Linked DNA regions of Homo sapiens: region 2 is linked to region 1. Evidence: read pairs that join two places in POLR2A ChIA-PET (ENCODE). Cell type or tissue: CD4-positive, alpha-beta T cell. All regions are shown on one strand. Links, peaks and the distances in the headings refer to the core of each region. The heading gives the core; the rest is flanking DNA.

Region 1 (4,406 bases), core at 234-4,233:
CACCCACAACCCATCAGGGCATGTGCTCTCAGCTGCAGGCCCAGGGGTAGTAGTGGACTCCCACTGGTCTGCCACACTCTGTTGTGAGTCTCTGTTGTGAAAGCTATCTATGTGGCAAAGCCAACCAGATCATGAGTCCAAAACCCAGGACTCTGACTTGAAGTTCTACTTGCTGAGACAATCAACCACAAAAGGATGGATCACACGGAAAGGAAGAAATAGATGGGCTGGAGCCTGTATAGATAAGAAGTATGTCCAGAAAATAAATTTCCAAAAAATCATCAAGTCTACAAAATTCTATTCTGCCCTTGAATTTTATAATGGTTCTAGATGCCACCCTAGCCATTTCTGTTCTCATTTCTAATATTAAATCAGCAGCCTAAGAGACAGGAGGTGCTACAAAAGGGAGAGGAAGGAGGGAGGGAAGAAGAGAAGGAAGAGGGGAGGAATCCATTTTATCCATTATTTTATCAACCATCTTATTTTTGAAAGTGTCATGCTGGTATGTATTTTATAGACACACATATACTGATCTTAAGAAGATTACAGTTTAGCTGAAAAGCTAAATTAGGCACTCATAAAGCAATTAAATAACATTATAAGATTAAGTAACAGTGCAAGATGTGTCAAAGTGCTAAAATAAGCTGTATGAAAACTGAAACCAGCCAGGCACGGTGGCTCATGCCTGTAATCCCAGCACTTTGGGAGGCTGAAGCAGGTGGATCACTGGAGGTCACGAGTTTGAGACCAGCCTGACCAACAGGGTGAAACCTCGTCTCTATTAAAAATACAAAAATTAGCCGGGCGTGGTGACACATGCCTGTAATCCCAGCTACTGGGGAGGCTGAGGCAGGAGAATTGCTTGAACCCGGGAGGAGGAGGTTGCAGTGAGCCGAGATTGTGCCACTGCACTCCAGCCTGGGCGAAGAAGCGAGACTCTGTCTCAAAAAAAAAAAAAAAAAAAAAAAAAAAAAGGAAAGAAAGAAAGAAAAAGAAAACTGAAACCATCATCATCCACTTTTTCCAATTACTACACATTTGAGATAGCTGGTTCTGTAAATCAGACGAGACAGTGCAATTTTGGCCTATCAGAAAGTGTTTACCATAGATGAAGACAATAAATACTATTGCTGGATGGTCCTGGGAAGCTGAGGGTATTGGAACCCTTCCATAACTGCCATGGCCAAGGGATGAGGATGCTTCCATTGCTTTTCCTGTTCACGTCTCTCTCTTCAGTTCACCCCCTCCCAAATGAGAAGCTGCATCGGATCTGCTTGCTCAGCATTTTGCATTTACTAGGTGACTCCTCCATGGATGAGGTCACTCCTTTGAAGAACAATACATGGTTATCCTTCTGTCTCAGTTGCACCTGCGATTAGGTGAGCAAGTCAAGCAGTTATCGTGGAGGGGCAGCTGATCTGAATAGTTCACTTTCCTCGTCCTAAATCAGCCTTCAATATTTACCATAAATGCAAGGACCACCCTGAGAAAGTTGAGTTTGTTGGCGTGAATTTTTCTTAATGGAAAAAAGAAAGCGAGGGAGTATATGGCCAACTAACCCTCACCATGAAGGAAAAAATGACATCCCGGGGCAGCTGACAATAGGGCTCTCTAAACACTTGGTGCCAGTGTGGAGGTGTTCTGGCCTCAAGGCAGCTCCAGGGAGAGGGTCCCTGGGAAAGAATGAACCCCTTCCTCAGGGCAGAAGAGCCTGCTTCACTGCACAGAGTGGTCTCTCAGGAGCTAGAAAAGTTAATGAAGTTGCTGAGCTTGAAAACCAGAAAGTAGGCAAAAAGAAAAACAAGTTCAACCTTCCTCCAACACAGGAAATAATTTGAAACCACAATCAGAAACTTTTTGAGCATTATGAAAGTGTAGAGGCCAAGGGAAAACTCCTCCCCTTCACCTTCTGCAGGTTTCCTGAAAGCTACACCCCCTCCCGAATGAGAAGCCACATCTAACAAAAGGAAGGTTAACAGGAGAAGAGGCATATACACATTTATAAATGTGTACGGAGGCAGGCGGATCACACAGTGATTACTCCACCACGCAATGAGGTACAGATGGTTAATGGTTATATACCCTTCTGAGGAGAAAGGGAGATGGGGAAGTGAGGCTTATTTTAGGGGGTTAGTAAACCATTTTTAGGAGAATGCCATGGACTCGAGGAACATACAATGGCCTGGGACAATGTCTCGTGGGCCCGCAGAACAGACAATGGTTTGTGACAAGTCTATAAAAGTGTGTTGATGGACTTGGAATCTTTCTTTCTGAGACATGTGTTCAGTTAATGAAAACTCAGGAAAGTGACCAGAAGTAATTGTTTTCTTCTTCAGCAGGTCTGGACTTTAGGCAGATAAGGGAACTTCAGAGAACAATTTTATCCTGTGCTTTGGGGCAGACGGAGAAGTGGGGAAAGGGGGATCCGAGAGGTCTCAAGGCTCCTTCCTCGGTTCAGCATGTCAAAGCACCATAGTTCGGGGCATCAGCTTCTGAACCCCAGCAAAGGGAATAAGCATTTTGATGGCTTCTAAATCACCAAAACACAGGAGGAAGAAGTGGGTTAGCTGCTCTGGGGTATGGAACTATTAGATTCTGACACACTTACAGCCTTATCTCTGCCTACTACATATGAAGCTTTCTACTGACTATTCTAGAAGGTAACATACTTTCAGAAACACCTTTGCACTTTCAAAACTATCATGGCTTTACCAAAACCACTTAACTCAAAAGACTTTTCACTTTCAAAGGTCCTTCAACCAAAGTTAGAAGCATATTAAGTGAAATCAAGACCAGTCTGAAGGGCAATCAAAACAGGATCCCCATAGAAAACTGTGCATTGAGCATGACTACAGCCCAATAAACAACTAAACAACCTAAAGGGGCAAATTCGACAGGAAATACACCGAAATATTAAAGTAGATGTCCTTGGGTAATACAAATTTGAGTAAGGTTGGTTCTATAGCCATACAATTTTTAAAGATTTATTTTTATTAAAAACACAAAACTTAATTAAATAAATAAATATTAAAGTCCAAGTTGTTTGAAATATTTCCCTTCATATCTTGAAAGCCTTTCAATCTCACTCAGGAAAACGTTTGAACTTGGAACATTTGAACTTGGAAGCGACCTTAAAGATTGTCCGATAAAACTACTTCATTCTACAGCTGAGGAAACAGAGTGAACTTCCAAACACATGGCCAGTCAGGCGCTGACCTGGAACTCTAATCAGCAATTCCTACCTCTGACTTAATGCCCTCTCTATCACAGACAGAGCCCACCTCACCAAGGAATACTCCCCTTCAATCTTCCAGATAGAAAGGAAAAAAAGTACTGCAAAATATGTCTCTCCACTCTTCAGTATGTACCCAAAAGAAATAAAATATATGTCTACTCAAAAATGTCTACACGAATGTTCACAGCAGCACTATTCATAGAAGTCAAATAGCAGAAACTACCCAAAAGTCCATCAGCTGAGGAATGGATAAACAAAATGTGGTATATCCATACAATGGGATTTTTTTTCTCCATGAAAAGGAGTGAAATACAAATATGCTACAATATGAATAAATCTTAAAAACACTGACTGATATGGTTTGGCTGTGCCCCCCACCCAAATCGTATCTTGAATTGCAGTTCCCATAATCCCCATGTGTTGTGGGTAGAACCTGGTGGGAGGTAATGGAATCATGGGAGCCATTACCCTCAAGCTGTCCTCGTGATAGTGAGTGCGTTCTCACGAGATCCGACGGTTTTATAAGGGGCTTTTCCCCACCTTCGCTCGCATTTCTTCTTCCTGCCAGCATGAAGAAGGACATGTTTGCTTCCCCTTCCGCCATGATTGTCGGTTTCCTGAGGCCTCCCCAGCCATGGTGAACTGTGAGTCAACTAAACCTCTTTCCCTTCTAAATTGCCCAGTCTCAGGTATGTCTTTATTAGCAGCGTGGGAATAGAATAATACACTAATGTTAAATGAAACCAGACACAAAGGACGGTATAATGTATGATTCCACTTACATGAAATGTCCAGAATAGGCAAATCTATACAGAACAAGTACGTTAGGGGTTGCCTAGGACTGGGGGTAGGTTTGGAAAATTAGGAGATGATGGCTAAGGGCTGAGGGGTTTCTTTTTTGAGGTAATGAAAATGTTTGGAAATTCAGTATGGTGACAGGTGCAGCTGAAAACAAATGCTAATATCAACGTGTACTGCACTCTGTTCCAAGCAAAGAACAATACTGATAACGTCACATTGAGGAAAGAACAATCAGCTACATAGATTATCATTTCAATCAGGGCATCTGTACCTTTTCCATATTTGCTGCACTGCATTTGGTTGTGTTACCTAAGTTTGGATTCTTGCCTCTATCTGCCAAAATGATAAATTCTCCAGAGCCATTTCAACT
Region 2 (4,406 bases), core at 304-4,303, 84 kb before region 1:
ATAAATGGAACAGTTATGGAAAACCAGTACCTTGAGCAGATGAAGCTTCCCTCCTGAACTTCTTGTACATATTAAAAAGTGTTTTGTAAATAAGAAGCATTGTCTCTCTCCTTCCTTTTTCAAAGACAACGAACCCAGGCGAACTTTACTAAGTTTCCCCCTCTCAACGGAAGGTACTTGAATAAGAGAACCTGGTGATTACAAAAATGAAGAATACACAGCAATTAAAATTCTGTCAAGTGAGGACCATGTCCACGGCAATAAACACTAAGGTCTGTTTCCCAAAATACCAGGGATTGATTTATGTGACACATCATCAGAACAAGTAACTCTCTTCCAGTCTGAGCAGAAGAAACAATGCATTGTATTTTAAGGGCTGAACTGTTCCTAATATTTTTGTGAAACACTTTAGACTTGATTCTTCATCTATAAACTGGAAAATAAGTTTGAAAGATGGCAAAATTGAATTCAAAGAATGAAGCACTTCTGCCATCTGTCCTTAGTGATCTGATCCAATCAATTTATGTATTTAATAATAACATACATATTGCATAATTATATAGAATAATATGATAACAAAAAGCAAATGCAATGTATTCTTCCTGAAGCACAGAATGTAGATAAATAGCATATTAATACAGTTTACCTTGTATTTTAAAAATAGAATGTACAATACATGTATATTATAAAAATATATAAATTATATAATTCAGTGAAATTTAGCTAAGAACTATTTTTAAAGGACACCTATTTCAAGTTACATTTAAATTATGTGAGATAAAAATTATTTGTGGAATCTAAACAGAAAATAATCCACATAAAATCTATACCCAGTATACTCCTAGGAGCAAAACTACCTTCCATTTAATGTGGGAAGCTATACACAGACTTTATAATACCAACATTACCTTTGATTATTTCTAGATTTCACCCTCATAGCAACCTCCCCCTACCCCAAAAATAAAATTCCAATCTAAGTTAAATATCAAACCAAAAAGTACTAACAAAGATTCTTGCCAACCTCTTGATTCTGACTTCTGAAGTGCCCTGAGATAGTCAAATTTCTTACATTTATTTAACCTACCACCTACCCCAAATGCAGCCTTCTGCAGGCTCATATTACCCTCAGAAGAATCATTAAGTGCATATCCAACCCTTGAACATTAACAACAGTCATCACTAAGAGATGAGATTGTAGACAACCTTATTTTCCTCTTCATACATTTTTCTAGCTTCTTGATTTTTTTAATGAGCACAAACTACTTCAATAAGCAGAAAAAGACCACTAAAGTTCTCCATATAAATAATATATATATGTAAGTTGGTAAAACTATGATTGTGAGTCACAAAATGTTCATATTAACATATGAATGTTGCAAATTGCATCTACTTTTTAACAGAAATTGAAAGGTGTACAGGGTGGCAAGAGACCCAAGTTTCCACGCCTGGATCTCACACTGTCTATTTTGGTGAGTGCTGCAGTGGGATGCTTGACAGACACAGAGTAGGCAGCTATTCTGGGCCTAAAGAATAGCAAGGAAGAAGTCCTGGGTGAGGGTGTGGGATTGGGGAACAATGGGCCAGGAGACGGCTTGACTCCCACGAAGGGATGGGCAAGAGGAGAGTGAATGAAGGAGGTGAGGTGGGTGGGAGCAAACTGGCTGGCAGCCCAGGCAGCAAGGAATGACATAGAGTACTGGAGGCAGGGGAAAGCAGGAGGCAGAAGTTAGGGAAGTCTATGAGCAAGTCATAGCAGCAGAAGGATGGGCTCATAGGGCTCAGGATGCAATCAAAGCCAGAGGCCTTGCAGAGGACATGGTTTAATGCCTCCCATTTCACAGATGGGGAAACTGAGGTCTGAGGCCAAGTAGCTCGCCTAAGGTCATGCCTAAGTGAGAAGGGAGTGATGTAGCCAGGGGATTCAGCCACATAAAATATAAGACTCAGAAAGAAGACAGATGGGAAGAGAGTAAGTTCTAGCTCTGCCATGGGGGCCATGAGCCATCAGGCCCATGACTTAGGGCTGAGTGAAAGACTGAGGCTTGGACAAATAATCTTGGTGGACAAATAGCTCTGGGAGTCATTTTCAGAAAGGCTATAAGCAAGCTGTGAAAACTCAATAATAATGTGTTCGTTAGTAAATGCTTCTAGCAATTTAGTGATTTTCTATGTCAGAAATTATAGAATACATAAAAATAAATACAATTTAGAAAGAAATTACAGAATACGCTGTTAGCTCATATATTAGCAATTACTGTGAATTTCAGCTGTGAGACAAAAAAAATAAATGTTTCCTTGGCAACCATACACTAATATGCTTAATCTATAATTGTTTACCTTATATCCAAGTAGAAGGGAGACATAGGAGACTGTGTACATTAGGTACATACAGAAATGTATACATCTGAATTAAAAGTGAGAAATTGCAACACTATGGTTTGTGAAATAATCATATTTGGAAAAAGCATTTTAAGAGGATTTTTTCACATTTTCTCTTGCATTTGACATGATGTTTCAATACAGCTATGAGATATGAAGAAAGGATTCCTCGCTAGCTAATACAAATTAGAGAAATACTTAGTATTCATTTAGTAATTCATCAGATCATTGCTATAGCATGATTCTTTGCATCCTGGTCATCGGTCTCTCTAATAATTGGGGTCAACTTCCAACAAAATTTCTGTTAATTCAATCACTTCATTCCCACAGAATGGCATTCAAGACTATGCCCCTTATTCTTAATTCTACTGAGTAATGAAAAAGAATGAAGAACCATTTCCAGCTTATTGGGTTAGGCATTTGAGAAGATATAACTGTCTCTAGACCCAAAGTTAAAATTTCAGAGAACACTGGTACATTGAAAGCGCATGACTTAGAGTCTAGGAATGATTAAAATACCAGAAAGGTCCATGTCTTATTCTCAAGGCACTTAGTCCTGTATTCAGTCACCTATATTTCATTTTCCTGACTTACATTTCCACAAAACACTGTTCACAATGCATAATAGATTTTGTACAAAATGTCAGCTTAGAGTGCCTTTATCTTCTACTAAATATTCATACATATTTCATGTTATTGAAAATAGGAAGTCATTCCAAAATTTGGATCTTGGCTTTTAAAGTTTATCATAATCTTGCAGGTACTAGTCTAGGTGCTTTTGTGAGCATTAGCTCATTTTTACAACAATCCTAAAAGATAGCTACTACTATTAACTCCAATTTAAGGAGAAGAAACTGAGGCATAGAGAAGTTAAGTAAATTGCCCAATATCACACAGCAAGGAAGTAGGGGAGACAGGATTTGACCTCCAGTGATGCAGCTAGACTGTTTTCCTATCATTGCCTCAGACACTCACACATTTATTCAACAAACTATTAATAGATTTTAGAAAACAATGATAATATCAGACCATTTCTATAATATAGTCTTCTGTATCCTATCCAACAGACTAATAATGGGAAACCATTTACAATAAAACTTTCATTATTTCAATCACTAAATCCTCATCAAAAAACATTCAAGAGTTGCTGATGCCTTTATTCTGAGGTGATCTTTCAGATGATCTGGATGACGTATTTTTCTAGTTCTTATGAATAAAAATTCACATAAGGTGGAAACTACATGCACACATGCACGCATGCACACACACACACACGCACATAGAAATAGACCACATATCATCCCTAAAAGTAATTAACACAAATATTAGTACACCTTTAGAGATAAATTGTAGACCATTTCATAGAAAATAAGAATCCCTCTAAATTTTTTTAAAATAATAATTTTTGAAAACGCCTCAATGGGTCTTAAAGTCGTTAAGGGTGCTATGTAAAAGTGATAATAGGAGTAACCAAAGCAAAACAATGCAAACTTTCCAAATTGTCTGTGATTGTATTACTTCCTAATTTCAGATTGAGGTCTGAATTTTAGAAACCAACTTTACTGTATAACTCTTAAACAACTAACCAAACCACACATGCAGAAAAATACTGCTAAAAGGCAAATCATTATATTGACATCAACATGATAATAATATCAGAAATATTCATAGCTGACAGAAGTGCCTTAAACATGTGGTACATAACAAGGAATTAATAACATATGGGCATGAATAAAGGGAGAAATTGTTCATGATTGTTTTCTCTCCAATTGCAGTGAAAAAAAATGACATTCAGTATTTGACCTTCCAGCATTTTTCATTATTGAATGTTTTTTCAAGCTCAGACCTAAAAAAGTTTACGTTTTTTAGCAATATAGTATGTTTGTGGGTTATAATACTTCCCAATCAAAAATCCTTTAAGAAATTGTACATTATAGAAACTTTCGTCTCCATTCTCACATACTATCAAGCACAAGTCAATTAGTAGACATTTTCAGGAAACTCCAATACAAGAAAAATACAACATA

Evidence for each region. Peaks named below come from ENCODE experiments on the same cell type or tissue, not always from the same donor. Only the 100,000 strongest peaks of a DNase experiment are listed, where the experiment ranks them.
Region 2: POLR2A ChIA-PET joins it to region 1 with 5 read pairs; 6 of 35 experiments call an interaction of 5 or more read pairs at or near these places.

The regions. Positions count from the first base shown.
Region 1 is chr5:81,004,708-81,009,113 of GRCh38, reverse strand. The region is part of intron 1 of RASGRF2 (Ras protein specific guanine nucleotide releasing factor 2); the gene reads right to left. Among named protein-coding and RNA genes, the nearest start is that of RASGRF2-AS1, 46 kb to the right of the region's middle. In CD4-positive, alpha-beta T cell, for the core only: no CTCF peak of the experiment used is centred there; DNase peaks (open chromatin) are centred at 1,313 and 1,913; H3K4me3 peaks cover 2,561 bases; H3K27ac peaks cover 3,745 bases.
Region 2 is chr5:81,088,586-81,092,991 of GRCh38, reverse strand. It overlaps RASGRF2 (Ras protein specific guanine nucleotide releasing factor 2), which reads right to left. Exons shown (of 27, transcript NM_006909.3): 10 at 31-191. Among named protein-coding and RNA genes, the nearest start is that of RASGRF2-AS1, 130 kb to the right of the region's middle. In CD4-positive, alpha-beta T cell, for the core only: no CTCF peak of the experiment used is centred there; no DNase peak of the experiment used is centred there.